2 separate regions of the Homo sapiens genome follow, and region 2 is linked to region 1. A link is an interaction called in ENCODE POLR2A ChIA-PET data of the cell type or tissue named here. Cell type or tissue: CD4-positive, alpha-beta T cell. All regions are shown on one strand. Links, peaks and the distances in the headings refer to the core of each region. The heading gives the core; the rest is flanking DNA. Region 1 has its middle 87 kb from the start of BUB3. Region 2 holds the start of PSTK (phosphoseryl-tRNA kinase).

Region 1 (2,914 bases), core at 246-2,745:
CATGTGTAATGTGGGAACTGTGCTGGCCTCGGGCGCAGGGGCTAAGCTGCCTAGAAGATGTTCTGATGGGCTCCTTTCCCCAGGATGCCTAGGAGGTACAGCCTTGGAAGCCCCCATGTTTCTGCGTCATCATCATCATCATCATCATCATCATCATCATCAAAGGCCAGAGAGAGGATCTCCAGGGGGATTTTGTGAATCCAAGTTCCACTGATCTCAACTGGAATAACTTTTGCTCTTGGTCCTTTGGATGGGCCACCTGGGATTTGTCTGGCTGTGTGTATCACCTGTGATTTTACACATCCATCAGTTAAATCAAAGATGCAGACACAAAGTCGAGAGCCAGGGCATGTTGGGTGGATTCATGACACTCTCTGGGGGACTCTGGGTACTTAAATGAATGAATGGATTTTGTTCAAGACATAAATATAATCTTTTCATCAGTGACAGCTATGCCTAGAATCTCTCACCAATGTGGGCTGGCTGGCTATTGAGCTGAATTGTTTTTGGAGAAACTTGCTGAGATATCGGAGGGTACCAGGGCAGCTTTGGGGCCTGGGAGGCTGGCTTGCTCACATGAACCCAAGGCTGGTGCTCTGGGCAGTAGATGGACAGGGCAGTGGGGAAAACTGACTCCATTTTAAGCCAAAGGTGAGCATAGCCTGAGCCTGTTTAATCAACAAATATTTATTCAGAACCTACTACATGCCAAGTTCTGATCCAGGTTCTGATGATACAAAGGTCGCTAAGACATGACCCAGCCCCCAAGGCACTTGCTATCTAAATGGCTACAATAATATGTAATATTGGAGGTCCTGGACTCTGAAACCATGCTCTTCCAAGTTCAAATCCTGGCCCTGTCATTTACTGTGTGATCTTAGGCAAATTACTGAACCTTTCTGTGTTCCAGTTTCTTCAGCTGCAAAGCAGGGACAATGATGGTAGGTTTGCTATGAGGATTAAATGAACTAATGTGTATGAACAGTTTGGCACAGGGCCTGTTTCATAGCTAGTGCTCACTAAGGGTCTAACGTTTCTATCTCAAGAAATAGAAGCTCCTGGGAACCATAAGAACTGTGATAGTGGTGTATATAAGATGCTAAGGGGCCATGAGGAGGAAGTGGTTAAGTAATTCTGTATGTCACTTACTCCTCATTAGCTTTTTTTCAGATGTGTTGATCTCTGCACCTGGAGGGTGGGGCTGTGCTCTCTGCTTTTCTGCTTGGGTACAGGTACGTCATAGGAACTGCCTGTTTGCTTATTGGTGGAGACCAATTTATTCCAGTTCAGTTACCATCGACACATATTTCCTGACAGTCCATACATTTGTTCATCAAATGTTAGTGTATCCTTCAGTGTCCCAGGCACTGGGGATGTTGAGATGAACTTTGTTTCACCTTTGATCTTCTTATGTTTAGTACAGGACCCAGACTTGACAACAGACTGCTGTAATGCAGGCTCATGACTGCTGTGGCTGTCTCTGGGCAGCAGTGTTACCACCAACAGCCCCAGCTATAACAGCTACTACTTATTACATTATGTGCTTACTGCGTGCCAGGCACTGTTCTGGGGGCTTCGTAGGCATGACTTCATTTTATCTGCACAGAAACCCTAGGATGTGGATACCACAATGATCCCCATTTACACCCCGGGAGTCTGAGGAGCTTGCACTGGCCTGTACCTCCTTCCTGCCCTGGCACCTCCTTCCTGCCCTGGGTTCTGTTCCTCAGATCCTGTGGCTCGGGCAACAGCAACACTTAGCCAGCACAACTGTATTTTGAAACATTCGTGATAATTTCCTGTTACCAAAAGAATGTGTGCTCACTGTAAAAAATAAACCAATACAGCAGGAAGTGATGTAAAAAATGAGCTCTCTTACCTACTCCTAGCTTTCTTACTCCTCAGTGATAACCAGTGGAATAATGTGGTCTCTACCTTAGAGATTTTTTTCTGTGCATTACAGGTGGGCACATGCATCCATATCATAGATGTGTTTACAGATGCTATTTTAAAATGTATTTACTTATTTTAAGCTGTGAGTGTGCTACATATACATTCCATAGTGATTCTATGGAAATTCATTGTACTTTACCTACTTTTTTATTGATAGATATTTGAGGTTGTTGACAATTTCTTTTTTCTTTTTTTTTTGCTATAACAACAAATGCTTCAATGAACTTTTTTGTATACTCTTGTAAGTTTTTTGTGAGATAAATTTCTAGAAGTGTAATTCCTGAATTGAAAGGTTTGTTTATTTCAAATTTTGTTTGATGTTATCAAATTTCCCTCCAAAAAGTTAGCACCAATTAATGCTAATTCAACAATACTATTGAATTTAAACATCAAGTTGGTTGGTGAGTTTGCATTCAGAAACGACGGTGAGCTTTCTCCTGTGGAGCTGGAGGGTAATGATTTAGGGAAAGGGAGAAGTGAGGAAAAGGTCTATGGGTTAAGTGGGGAAGGGCAGGAGTTAGGGAAAAGGCACCTCGTTCTTGAGACCTAGGACCAAGGGCATAGTCCTGATCTTGGAAGAAAAGTCGCCACCGTCCCCCATCATACAGTAGTTGGTGCTTCCAATTTCCAGTTTCATTCTTCTTAACAGTGGCATGGCTGGGTCTCCTCATTTGGATTCTGTTTTTATTTTAGCATGACCCTAAAACTGCCAACAAAATATCATTGTCTCAAGAAATGGATGTGAGCATCAGAAACAACTTTTATGCCACTCTTCAGATGCCAAGGATAATAATTCATTGGCTTCTCCAGCAGCTTGATGATCACATCCCTGCACGACGCACTTGGGGCTGCCAAGCCGTGGGACTGCTCTGTCAGTGTAGCCACGATTTAGTTTAAGAAGGGAAAGTGGACAGTGGAGGTAGGGGTGCTTCCTAGCATGGCTCTAGGAGAATGAGTGCTG
Region 2 (2,914 bases), core at 415-2,914, 260 kb before region 1:
GGATTGCTTGAGCCTAGAAATTCGAGGTTACAATGAGCTATGGTTCCACTCCAGCTTGGGTGACAAAGCAAAACCCTGTCTCTTAAAAAAGTGGGGGAGGGGCAAATTAAGGAGAGGGACCTTATACTGGACCAATAATGATAAAATGTCATGAAATAAAGAGTTTAACTCATTGCTCTTCACTTTCAGTCCAAAGGAAAATGAGATTATTTGTAAGTGCTTCATACAAATTATATCAGCTTTAGCAGGTTACTCGTCATATTTTGACACAGTATACACTGATTTTGTCCTTACGTCTTCACATTTTGAACATACCCTTTACAGGTAAGAAGGAATTATCCCCTAAAATATAAGGATAAAAGAATCTGGAATCTAGGCCCGACGCGGTGGCTCACGCCTGTAATACCAGCACTTTGGGAAGCCGAGGCGGGTGGATCATTTGCGGTCAGTTCAAGACCAGCCTGTCCAACATGAGGAAACCCCGTTCTTACTGAAAATACAAAAATTAATTGGGCAGTAGTGGTGTTCGCCTGTAATCCCAGCTACTCGGGAGGCTGAGGCAGGAGAATCCCTCGAGCCTGAGAGGCGGAGGTTGCGGTGAGCCGAGATCGGACCACTGCACTCCAGTCCGGGCGAGAGAGTGAGACGCTGTCTCAAAAAACAAAAAACTGTAATCTGAATTCAATTTTTCTACAACACACCCCCAGACAAAAAAAACTTGGCCAGCCGCGGTGGCTTGCGCCTGTAATCTTTGGGAGGCCGAGGCGGGCGGATCACAAGGTCAGGAAATCGAGACCATCCTGGCTAACATGGTGAAACCCCGTCTCCACTAAAAATACAAAAAGTTAGCTGGGCCTGGTGGCAAGCGCCTGTATTCCCAGCTACTCGGAGGCTGAGGCAGGAGAATGGCGTGAACCCAGGAGGCGGAGGTTGCAGAGGTTGCAGTGAGCCGAGATTGCGCCACTGCACTCCAGCCTGGGCGACAGAGCGAGACTCCGTCTTAAAAACAAACAAAAAACAAAAACTTGTTTTGTACCTCTCCATAGCTTAGTATTACTTTTTAACACAAACACCTATTGTTCTCTGTCTGCATGCACTGGAATTGAGGTCTGTGGATGTGCCTTTCCTGACAATATTTCTTCACGCTTGCTGCCCACTGGTGCTGTGAGGGCACAATAACGAATGTTTACTTTGCCCTTGCACTCTTCACATCTGGGAACCGCAAAGGAGCGCGGTGGTCGGACTGTCAGCCTCGCCTTCTATTCTTTGATTTCCAGTAACTTATTTTCGAAAGATTGCTGGAGGGAAAGGCTCAACGTCTCTTTTGGGATTTTCCTAAGCAGAAAGACCTCATCCTAACAAAACTGAGGCGCCAATCCTACTGGCTGGCAACTTTCGGCAGGGAGGGTGATTCTATTTGAAGATCAATCCTAACTCTGGGACCCCTTGGGAATGTCCAGGAGCTAGGAACGCAGCGCCGCGGTCTCTCCAGCCTCTGGTCCCTGGGAGCAAGCAGGGCACCGGTGGAGCAGGTGCCTCTGGGGCCGCACGGAAACCCAGCTAGGCCAGTTCCTCCACTGCGCCGGTAGGCGGCGGAGACGCTGCGCGTGCGCGCAGGGCAGACGGTAGAGCGGAGACGACGCTCCCAGACTCCTCCGGTCTCCCCGGGCAGCATGAAGACCGCCGAGAACATCAGAGGAACCGGCAGCGACGGGCCGCGGAAACGAGGCCTCTGCGTCCTCTGTGGCCTCCCCGCGGCAGGAAAATCGACTTTCGCGCGCGCCCTCGCCCACCGGCTGCAGCAGGAGCAGGGTTGGGCCATCGGTGTTGTCGCGTATGATGACGTCATGCCCGACGCGTTTCTCGCCGGGGCAAGAGCGCGACCGGCGGTCAGCACGGAGGGGCGGGGCCTGGGCCGCGGGGCGGGGCGGGGCGGGGCGGGGCGGGGCGGGGACACTCGCGTCCACGCGGTCCTGGGTGATTTGCCATGAGCGCCCATTGCTTGGTGTGGGAGGTGAAGTTCGAGAAAAGTGGAGCTGGGTTAACATAGTTACTGCAGAGGGTGAATGCGTTGGCTGTAGAAAGTGGTTACAAAGCCAACTGTTAGAACGATGCATTTTAGATGCTTATCTGTATATTTGATGCATGTATATGTTGTATATTCTATACAGTTGAGTCTTCAGACAGGGTCAGGTTCTCAAGTCAGCGTGCAAGGTGGAAAGCCCCTATAGTCAAATGCACTGTCGAAAATCCCTTAGGAAGTTTCTCCTTAGGAGAGGGAAAGAAGTTCTAAAACTTGAACGTCTAGCTACGGGTGGATTCAGGTTTTGTAATTTGAGGAATCCTCTTTAAGAAAAGGAATAAAAACTATAAGTAACAAAATTTCTGGGGTCCCTCAGAACGATAGAAAGAGGCTGTACAAATGCATTATCAGACCTATGAAGCTTAATCTTTGTTCATCTCAAAGTAAATCTGCCTCTGCCAGCTTTGGGAAGGATGGCTGTTTCTTAGTTGACCACCAGAGGAAGTAATGGGTTTGTATTTACGGAAAAACTTGTATGTTCCAAATACATCTCTTTAAGCCCTCCTCATCTCACACTCAGCACAGTGAGATACATCCTCTTGGAGAAGCATGTGGAAACTGAGACCACTGGGGGAAGAGTAGATTACATTCGTGTTTCTCATGCTCACTCTTGAGTAAATACTCTTTGAAATATTCTGAAATGTTAACATTATTATTTTTGTTGTTTAATGCCTAATGTAGATGAATTTACAGAAATCAAATGCAAATGTTATGTGACTCTACTTTCTAAGTATATATACAAAAATACAGTACATTTGGTGCATGGGCTCTCCAGCAAGGTGTATCTACTTTCTCATTCTTGGTTAATTGTGAAGTAAGTGCAGTGTCAGG

What was found. ChIA-PET counts read pairs that join two places held together with the same protein. Peaks named below come from ENCODE experiments on the same cell type or tissue, not always from the same donor. Only the 100,000 strongest peaks of a DNase experiment are listed, where the experiment ranks them.
Region 2: POLR2A ChIA-PET joins it to region 1 with 7 read pairs; 2 of 35 experiments call an interaction of 5 or more read pairs at or near these places.

Annotation. Positions count from the first base shown.
Region 1 is chr10:123,240,318-123,243,231 of GRCh38, forward strand. No RefSeq gene overlaps it. Among named protein-coding and RNA genes, the nearest start is that of BUB3, 87 kb to the left of the region's middle. In CD4-positive, alpha-beta T cell, for the core only: no CTCF peak of the experiment used is centred there; a DNase peak (open chromatin) is centred at 1,214; H3K27ac peaks cover 2,351 bases.
Region 2 is chr10:122,978,807-122,981,720 of GRCh38, forward strand. It overlaps PSTK (phosphoseryl-tRNA kinase), which reads left to right and starts at 1,595. Exons shown (of 6, transcript NM_001363531.2): 1 at 1,595-1,889. The coding sequence starts at 1,674. RefSeq lists an enhancer at 1,607-1,926. In CD4-positive, alpha-beta T cell, for the core only: CTCF peaks have their summits at 1,580 and 1,780; DNase peaks (open chromatin) are centred at 1,605, 1,845 and 2,505; H3K4me3 peaks cover 1,349 bases; H3K27ac peaks cover 885 bases.